2 separate regions of the Homo sapiens genome follow, and region 2 is linked to region 1. A link is an interaction called in ENCODE POLR2A ChIA-PET data of the cell type or tissue named here. Cell type or tissue: PC-3. All regions are shown on one strand. Region 1 overlaps CHMP4B (charged multivesicular body protein 4B). Region 2 overlaps ZNF341 (zinc finger protein 341).

Region 1 (5,000 bases):
TCTAATGAGGGGTTGGTCTTCGTTATCTCCAAGAGCTCCTCAAGCCCCCTCTATTCTTGATGCCATGATCGTAACTCTTACTTAGTCAAAGTTTGGTGGGATCTCTAATGCCATGTGGTACAAGGATGGTCACTGATAACCATCTTTACAGGAGAATGGGTTTCTTTGACACTGGTGGTTAACTGTGTTGTTTTGACTTTGGGTCACCCGAGATCAGACAAGATTGGGCATGTTCAGGGTGGTATGGCCGTAGACTTGATTTTGGGTCTTTTCTTGCCCATACACACAGGGCAGATGACAGATCACAGATGACACCCCCATCACTTCCTCCGTCCAGCAGAGCAACCAGTGGCTTCAGGGCCAGGCATAGTTCTCCTGGCTAAGGGCACCCTGAATATCTGAGTTTATTCACTGGCAGAATGAGCCAGGAGGAGCTATCTGAGTGATTGCTGGAGGCAGGCAAAGTGGGGCCCCCTCAGCCTTGCTCGGCTCCCTGCCTGCCAGTAGCCCTACTGGGACCAGGCTGCTGAGGGTTCTTCAGAATGCTCACTTAGGCTGGAGTCCTGGTGTTGCATTTGTGTGTAAGTGTCCTCAGGACCTCAGGAGTGTGTTCATTTGCTTTGTTGTTCACGCTGAGAGTGGGAAAGCAGCAGCCCTCTTCCCTCCCAGCCCTGTACCTTCTGTTAGATGACTTCAAATGTAGACTCTGGGGTCTTCAGAAGGACTGTAGACACTGCCATTCGTTTAGTGAGAGCATATTATTGGGCCCTCCTTCCCTCCATGCCTGAATTTCTCTATACTAGTAATGAGTGTATAGTTATGACTTCTTGGCATCTATTGAGGTGCCCTGGGCTATTTGCCCCTATACTGAACGCCCCCAGATCTGGGACAGGCAGACTTGCCGTCCTCAGCAGCTTTTCAGAGAAGTCGTGTTTGACTAGGAGAAAGGAACGTCCTGTCTAGTTGTATCGAACTGATGTGTTCTCTAAAAATGGTTTCTGTAATCACTAGCTGTTGCCTCACAGAAAGGGTTTCCATCCTGGGTGAACGTCTTTTTGACTGGTCTCTGCTTCTTAGGGTATCTGTTCTGTATCCTTCCTCTAAATAGCTGTTTGGAGGGGCTAATGAAGCAACTGTCTGGAGACCAATGTTTATTTCAACATGGTTGGAGTTGTTTTTGCTTCAGCTTTCACAGCCAATAAAGCTGGTTATTAGATTCTGTAATTGCTGCTGTAATTACTCTCTTGGAACTGGCAAAGGCATAATTAAATATGGAGATTCCAAGGACTGTTTTTTCCCATCTAAAAGCAACCTCTTAAACTTCTATTGGCCTGGCTTAGATTTCAATTGTTAAAGCCATTGTGTTTATAAATGGTGCTGGGGGTTCTCTGGCAGAAGATGGGTTTCTTTAGACACCTCTTTTTTGAATATTTGATTTAGCTGAACAGCTTCTCTTTAACTCGGTACTTGTTTTTTAATCTAACCATCAGGAATCTGGAAAAGTTAAGGCAAAACATTAAGAACCAGTATATATTTAATATTTATGAAAACATTGGGTTGGTTACAGATAGAAGCAAATTTCTGTGGTCAGAAATAAGGTTGGCATGGAGGAAGTTTTACTAAGTGTAATAGTATTCAAGAAGAATGGCGTTTTACTTGTGGAAGCACTCTAATACCTCTGAGCCTTTAGTTTGCCCTGTTACACCTCACCACCGGAGCCATGCATTTGTAAGATATAGGAGGTGGTTCAAGTGCTGTGAATATTTGTCTACATCTGTTTCTGCAGCCCAGATGCTGACCCCATGTCTATTTTCAAGGTAACTTTACTCATGAAGCATGTTTAGGTGTTTCTGTGGGGGAAAATTAATCATGTAGCCTTTCTCTTTGGAGTTCTAAACTAGTTGAGAAACACAGACAGCAGATGGATCTAGATAAGAAAAATCAACATCCTGGAGAGTTCACTGCGAAGAGGGGAAGAGGCTGTGTGAACCCTGCAGGCAGGAAGGGGAGTCCTGGGGGGATACCCCGGGACTGTCCCTCATACTGTTTGCTCAGGTCCTATCCCCAGTATGAGAGAGCACACCTTACAGCCAGGTGCTTGCGGGAAGTCCCTGTTTTATGGGCCAGGAGGAATGCAGTGGAAAGATGCTGCCAAATGATTGTTCTAGCCTGTGTTTCAGTAAGACGTCAATTCTGTGGGTCAGAGGTGCACGGGAGATAAAATATGGGTGGATCCCCCATGAAGAACCCTGGATAGAATACATGAAAACCTTGTAAGACAAATGAAATTGCAGGTTCAATTTAGTAGATACTAAGCACTTACTGTGTATCAGTCATTGTGCTGGATTGCTGATCTGCAAAGATGAATAATATCAGCATTATTTCATTCGGGGTGGGGATGGGCTCTTGGTTTCCTCCCTGGTATATTTGCGTATTTGCTTCCAGATCATTTATTTGGGGGATTTTAGAAGTGGGAGGTGGAGGTCAGAGGAAGTTAGGGTTGGCATACAAGGAGTCACTGCCAGTGGAAAATATATTGGAGAAAAAGCAGTTCTAAATCTATGATGTTAATAGGGAAATAACTTTGGTTTTAAATATAAGAATGTAGCTGACTGTATAAAATCAGTTTCATAAGCATTTTACCAAGCTCCTGCTACACTCGGGATGCTGAAAAGCAAGGCAGCTCTGTCAAAGAGTGTTTGCTCTTTTTTTTTTTTTTTGAGATGGAGTCTTGCTCTGTCGCCCAGGCTGGAGTGCAGTGTCGTGATCTCGGTTCTCTACAAGCTCCGCCTCCTGGGCTCACGCCATTCTCCTGCCTCAGCCTCCCAAGTGGCTCGGACCACAGGCGCCTGCCACCACACCCGGCTAATTTTTTTGTATTTTTAGTAGAGATGGGGTTTCACCGTGTTAGCCAGGATGGTCTTGATCTCCTGACTTTGTAATCCACCCGCCTTGGCCCCCCAAAGTGCTGGGACTACAGGTGTGAGCCACCGCGCCCGGCCGAGTGTTTGCTCTTATGAACGGTCTCAGAGTCACTTGCTGTCGTTCTGAGACTGTGAGGAAGAGCATAGAGCTGGGAGTTACACAGACTACTCCCCTCCTCACTTGGCAGAAGGATGACTTGGGTGAGCTGCATCACCTTTCTGATCCCCAGTCTCCTTGTTCATTTGGGATCTCTGGATGATTAAATGAAATAGGAGGCGGAAGGGACTGCCGTTGCTTGTTCACCATCACTCAGCAGGCTCTTGGAAGGCCTTGGTGAATCTTTTTTTTTTCTTGCCCCCGAGATGGAGTCTTGCTCTGTTGCCCAGGCTGGAGTTCAGTGGCACGGTCTCAGCTCACTGCAGCCTCTGCCTCCTGGGTTCAAGCAATTCTCCTGCCTCTGCCTCCCGAGTAGCTGGGACTACAGGTGCGCGCCACCATGTCCGGCTAATTTTTGTATTTTTAGTAGAGATGGGGTTTCACCATGGTGGCCAGGCTGGTCTTGAACTCCTGGCCTCAGGTGATCCACCCACCTCGGCCTCCCAAAGTGGTGGGATTACAGGCGTGAGCCAGCGTGCCTGGTATGGAAGGCCTTGGTGAATCTTAATGATGGGCTGGACTGTGGGTGATGGAGCTGGCTGGAGGGGAGTTGAGAAAGGGGCACCTGTGGGACATTGGCACTTGATCTCGGAAGGATTCACAATCACTTGGTGATTAGAGTATGTCTAGGGTATGGCTTTTGTGGAAAAGGAACACAGCACCAAGGAAGTCACAGGAAGCAGGCCTGCAGCCCCACGCCCTGGGGCACTTACAGGACTCTCCCAGGACCTCTTCCCTCTGACATTACTGATGGCAAAGGCGGTTCTGTAGACCTTGTGCTAGGGCTCCCAGGACTTGGGCTTATGGAGAGAATTCTAACGTCTTGCCTCTGCAGGACCGGGCAGGCCATATTAAACCATATGGCAAAGGGAGCTACTGAGGATTTTTCAGCAAAGGAATCGTTGGATTTGCATTCCCTCTTCTGTGTTCCCACAGTCCCCATGTCACTTCCTGCATGACTGGACGATCCCTCCAGGGCAGTATCCTACCTTTTTCATTAAGTGGGGGGCATAACATAATGGCAGGGCAGGGACTTTGGGGTTCCATACCTGGTTTAAGTCCCCTCTCTGCCAGTTACCTGGGCTGAGTCACAGGACATCTCTGAACCTCAGTTTCCTCATCAACTAACCTTATCATCTAACCTTAAAGGGTTGCTATTTTGAGGCCCTTATGAAGTGAGCATGACTTAGTGCTAACAGAAGATGAGAGTGAAGGTCTTGAGGATCCCCTGGTGTGACTGCATGATGGGTTTCTTGAAGTCTTGGGCCATTCCAGCCAACATCAGAATCAAGGGAGATTACGGATTCAGTGGCTTTTCAGATTTTAATGAGGCACATCTCATTGTTGTTCAGATGTTTTACGAGTTCTCTTTATGTGTGTATGTATGTATTTTGGTCAGCATTTGTTGGAAAGACTGGCTGGGAGAAGTTTTCTGCTGCTTTTGGAGGAGCTGTGTGCTATACGCAGGCCAAGCCGTTTTCCCTTGGCAAATGGTCCTTAGGACGGAATCCCAGGCCAACGGGTGTGAGTAGAAGGAGCATGGGACCTATTCATGTGACATATGGAGAAACCACAGCCTCATGGGGGAGGGGGTTTTGACCTCCAGTCTGCAGGAGATGGCTGTGGTCCAGAACTCCAGGACATGGGGGAGTGTGCATGCTGAGTGCATGTGTGTGTGAGGCTAGTGCTCCTGACCCAGCCCAGTCCAGCTCAGCCATTTCTTCTGACAGAGTCTGTGCTAAGCCTCCTTCCTAGCTTTTGATGCCCATTGCAGGGGAGCAAAAAATAGCTTCCCTTCTAGTTTCTTTGGCTGGGCTACAAACTGAATTGATATAAGACAGATTAACAAGAGAAAAACCATATTTAGTTACATATGTACATGTGGAAATCCCACAAAATATGAGACTTGAAGAAGAGTC
Region 2 (5,000 bases), 81 kb before region 1:
TGATGGGCTTAAGTGATCCTTCCGCCTCAGATTCCCAAAGTGCTAGAATTACATACGTGAGCCACAAAATTATTTTAAGTTTTAAAAAAGTGAGTTGATTTGAAGAAAAATGTTAAACTGTGGTACAAGTGCTGTGCTGTGACAACTTGAATGTTTTTTGCTTCAAATGACAGAAGTCCCTATTTATTTATTTATTTATGAGATGGAGTCTCACTCTGTCACCCAGGCTGGAGTGCAGTGGCGCAATCTTGGCTCACTGCAACCTCCGCCTCCTGGGTTCAAGCAATTCTCCTGCCTCAGCCTCCTGAGTAGCTGGGATTATAGATGCACACCACCACACCCAGTTAATTTTTTATCTTTAGTACAGACAGAGTTTCACCATGTTGGCCAGGCTGGTCTCGAACTCCTGACCTCAAGTGATCCACCTGCCTTGGCCTCCCAAAGTGCTGGGATTACTGGCGTGAACTACTGTGCCAGGCCAGAAGTCCTCATTTAAATGGGCTTGAACAATTAGGAAATGTTCTGTCACAGTATGAGATGGTCAGAGGAGGGCGGCTCCAGGGTTTGTTGATGAGCAGCTCAGTAACGTGACCCGGAACCCAGGGTCTTTCCATCTCTGGTCTGCCTGCCTCAGCGAAGGGGCTTGTCGCCGTGGTGTCAGAATGTGGCAAGTGGCATCTGGATGTTCTTTCTGGGCCTTCCTTGTGGCTGTGAGCTCCTGGGCTGAGGCCTCGTCCCCGTTCCTGCAGGAGGGCACTGACAAGCTTGTCTTCCACAGCCACACCGGTGAGAAGCCCTTCCAGTGCATTGCATGTGGCCGTGCCTTTGCCCAGAAGTCTAATGTTAAGAAACACATGCAGACCCACAAGGTGTGGCCTCCAGGACACAGTGGTGGCACCGTGTCTCGAAACTCTGTGACCGTACAGGTCATGGCCCTGAACCCCAGCAGGCAGGAGGACGAGGAAAGCACAGGTGGGTGGAAGTAGGGAACGCCATGCTTCCCACACCTCTCTTCTGCCGCTTCACAGGTTTTATTGCTAGCTGTGTGACCTTGGGCAAACCCCATGACCTCTCTGGGCTTCAATCTACCTTTATCTATAAAATGTGGCATAAGATGAAAGGAAGGATGACAAACATACAACATGTGTGGCATTACTCTAATACTGTACCCATGGCAGACATCACTATTCAATCACCTACCCATTTTTTGCTGAGCCTGGATCTCACCTCAGAATCTTTTTTTTTTTTTAACTTATGAGTTATTTCTGGAATTTTCCATTTAATATTTTCAGACCATGATTGACTTTGGGTAATTGAAATCATGGAAAGCAAAACTGCAAGTAAGGGGAGACTACTATAAAATAAAAATTTATGATCCCCTACTGTTAAAATAAATGAATGAATAAATAAATAGGGGATAAAAGAAAGCCCTTTCTTTTTTTTTTTATTTTTACTTTAAGTTCTGGGATACATGTGCAGAACGTGCAGGTTTGTTACATAGGTATACGTGTGCCATGGTGGTTTGCTGCACGTATCACCCCATCATCTAGGTTTTAGGCCCTGCATGCATTCGGTATTTGTCCTAAGGCTCTCTCTCCCCTTGTCCCCAGCCCCCCGACAGGCCCTGGTATGTGATGTTCCCCTCCCTGTGTCCATGTGTTCTCATCGTTCAACTCCCACCTATGAGTGAGAACATACGGTGTTTGGTTTTCTGTTCCTGTGTTAGCTTGCTGAGAATGATGGTTTCCAGCTTCATCCATGTCCCTGCAAAGGACATGAACTCATTATTCTTTATGGCTGCATAGTATTCTATGGTATATATGTGCCACATTTAAAGAAAGCCCTTTCTTATAGTAAAATGTGAACTGATAAAAGTAGAAATAATGATTAAATTAGAAAATAACTATTTGACAGCCACCATAGTAATACAGTCACATGCTATGTAAGGATGTTTCCATGAGTAACAGATGGCATATGTGACAGTGGTCCCATAAAATTATAATGGAGCTGGAAATTTTCTGTCATCTAGTGACATTGTTGCCATTGTAAAATCATAGCACACTGCATTACCTTTTCTATGTTTAAGTTACATTCATTTAAAAAATTTTAGATTTAGAGGGTACATGTGCTTGTTTGTTACATGGGTATTAGATGCATAATGGTGGTGGCTGGGCTTCTAGTGTACCCATCACCCAAATACTAGACATTGTACCAACGGGTAGTTTTTCTTTTTTTGAGACAGAGTCTCACTCTGCCACCCAAGCTGGAGCGCAGTAGTGCTATCAGCTCACTGCAACCGCTGCCTTCCAAGCTCAAGTGATCCTCCTGCCTTAGCCTCCCGAGTAGCTGGGAATACAGGTGCCCTTTACCACACCTGGCTAATTTTCGTATTTTTAGTAGAGACAAGGCTTCACCATGTTGGCCAGGCTGGTCTCAAACTCCTGACCTCAAGTAATCCACCCACCTTGGCCTCCCAAAGTGCTGAGATTACGGACGTGAGCCACCATGCCTGGCTAACACGTAGTTTTTCAACCCTTGCCTTCCCTCACCATCCCTGCTCAGAATCTGTTTTCTATATGTTGCTCCAGGCAGTCACTGTAGTTGATCAGAAGTTGAAAGCTATTTGACCTCCAAGGTTAGTTGGTCTCCAAAGCTCTTTATACATGTGGGATTCTCATCATTTGTCCCTGAGCTAATGCTCCTATCCCTGATATTGATTTAGTTTCTTTCTTGCATGAGGACTGAGAACTTACTAGGTTTAGAGCAGCGCTGCCCAACAGAAATATAGTATGAACAACATATGTAATTTAAAATGTTCAGCCGGGCATGGTGGCTCACGCCTGTAATCCCAGCACTTTGGGAGGCTGAGGTGAGAGGATCTTTTGAGCTCAGGAGTTCAAGATCAGCCTGGGCAATATGGTAAAACCCATCTCTCTCTTTTTTTTTTTTTTTTTTTTCTGAGACGGAGTCTCACTCTGTTGCCCAGGCTGGAGTGCAGTGGCGCGATCTCAGCTCACTGCAAGCTCCGCCTCCTGGGTTCACGCCATTTTCCTGCCTCAGCCTCCCGAGTAGCTGGGACTACAGGCTCCCGCCACCATGCCCGGCTAATTTTTTTTGTATTTTTAGTAGAGAACGGTGTTTCACTGTGTTAGCCAGGATGGTCTCCATCTCCTGACCTCGTGATCCACTCACCTCGGCCTCCCAAAGTGCTGGGATTACAGGCGTGAGCCACTGCGCCTGGCCCCCATCTCTATTTAAACAAAAAGTTCTGTCTTTAATGGCAAAAATAATCTTAAATAAATAAATGAAATAAAATTTTCTAGTAGCTACATTAAAAGCAATTTTTAAAAAGATCAAATTAATTTTAATTATATATCTTATTTAACCATATATGTGTATGTGTGTATATATATATGTGTGTGTATATATATATGTATATATATGTGTGTGTGTGTATGTGTATATATATATATATATATTTTTTTTTTTTTTTTTTTTTTTTTTTTTGAGATGGAGTCTTGCTCTGTCGCCCAGGCTGGAGTGCAGTGGTGCGATCTTGGCTCAATGCAACCTCCACCTCCTGGTATTTAACCCGATATATTAACATTATTATTTTAACATATAATATAAAGATTGAATATACTTTATATTCTTTTTTTAATAAATTTTTGAAATCCAGCAGGTATATACACTTATAGCACATCTGGATATGGACTGGACACATTTCTTTCTGTTTTTTGTTTTGTTTTGTTTTGTTTTTTAGTTAGGGTCTCATTCTGTCACCCCAGACTGGAGTGCAGTGGTGCAATCATAACTCATTGTAGCCTCGAACTCCCGGACTCAAGTGATCCTCCCTCCTCAGCCTCCCAAGTAGCTGGGATGGGGGTGCACCACTGCGCCTGGCTAATTGTTAAAAATTGTTTTTGTAGAGACAGGGTCTTGCTTTGTTGCCCAGGCTGGTCTCAAACTCCTGAGCTCAAGTGATCCTCTCACCTCAGCCTCCCAAAGTACTGGAATTATAGGTGTGAGCCATCATGCCTGGTGCCACATTTCAAGTTCTCAGTAGCCACGTGTGGCTCAGGACCACTTTATTGGATAGTGTAAGGCCAGAGTCTAAGCCATTCCCATGTAGACCCAAGGGTGAGCAATGCCAGGCACATGCTAGGTAATGAAGGGAGTGTTTTGCTGGGAAAGCAATGTGTGACCACTTTTATCTGACCTTCCTTCAGGCTTCCTGTTGGAACTAGCCCTACTGTGTGCCTTCTGAGTTCTTGTGAACTCCTTTTTTTTTTCTTTAAAAAAAATTTTCTTTTGAGACAAGATCTTGCTCTGTCACCCAGGCTGGAGTGCAATGGCATGATGGTGGCTCCCTGCAGCCTCAACCTCCCGGGCTCAAGTGATCCTCCCACCTCAGCTTCCTGGGTAGGTGGGACCACCGACACATGCAACCATGCCCAGCTAATTTTGTTTATTTTTTGTAGAGATGGCGTCTCATTATGTTGCTGAGGCTGGTCTTGAACTCCTGGGTTCAAGGGATCCTCCTTCCTCGGCCTCCTAAAGTGCTGGGATTATAGGAATGAGCCATCACACGGCCCTAAAGAATAAATAATTTCTTCCATTTTTTTTGAAACTCCTTTAGTGCCTAGCACCAAAGGTTTAACCATTTAGCAAACATTTATAGAGGCCTACTATGTGCCAGGCCACTGGGCCTGCAGGGATGAGGCCAGAGGCCCCTGATGTCAAGGAAAGTGAGGAACAGTGTAGTGAGGGAAGGATGATGAAACAGATGATTACAATTTTTTTTGTTTGTTTGTTTGAAATGGAGTCTCACTCTTGTTGCCCAGGCTGGAGTGCAATGGCGCAATATTGGCTCACTGCGACCTCCACCTTCCGGGTTCAAGCAATTCTCCTGCCTCAGCCTCCCAAGTAGCTGGGATTACAGGTGTGCGTCACCACGCCCAGATAATTTTTTTGTATTTTTGGTAGAGACGGGGTTTCAC

What was found. Peaks named below come from ENCODE experiments on the same cell type or tissue, not always from the same donor. Only the 100,000 strongest peaks of a DNase experiment are listed, where the experiment ranks them.
Region 2: POLR2A ChIA-PET joins it to region 1 with 9 read pairs; 4 of 35 experiments call an interaction of 5 or more read pairs at or near these places.

The regions. Positions count from the first base shown.
Region 1 is chr20:33,842,057-33,847,056 of GRCh38, forward strand. All of the region lies in intron 1 of CHMP4B (charged multivesicular body protein 4B), which reads left to right. Among named protein-coding and RNA genes, the nearest start is that of CHMP4B, 33 kb to the left of the region's middle. RefSeq lists an enhancer at 1,727-2,026. In PC-3, no CTCF peak of the experiment used is centred here; no DNase peak of the experiment used is centred here; H3K27ac peaks cover 319 bases.
Region 2 is chr20:33,761,084-33,766,083 of GRCh38, forward strand. It overlaps ZNF341 (zinc finger protein 341), which reads left to right. Exons shown (of 15, transcript NM_001282933.2): 8 at 779-972. Among named protein-coding and RNA genes, the nearest start is that of ZNF341, 32 kb to the left of the region's middle. RefSeq lists an enhancer at 302-803. In PC-3, no CTCF peak of the experiment used is centred here; no DNase peak of the experiment used is centred here.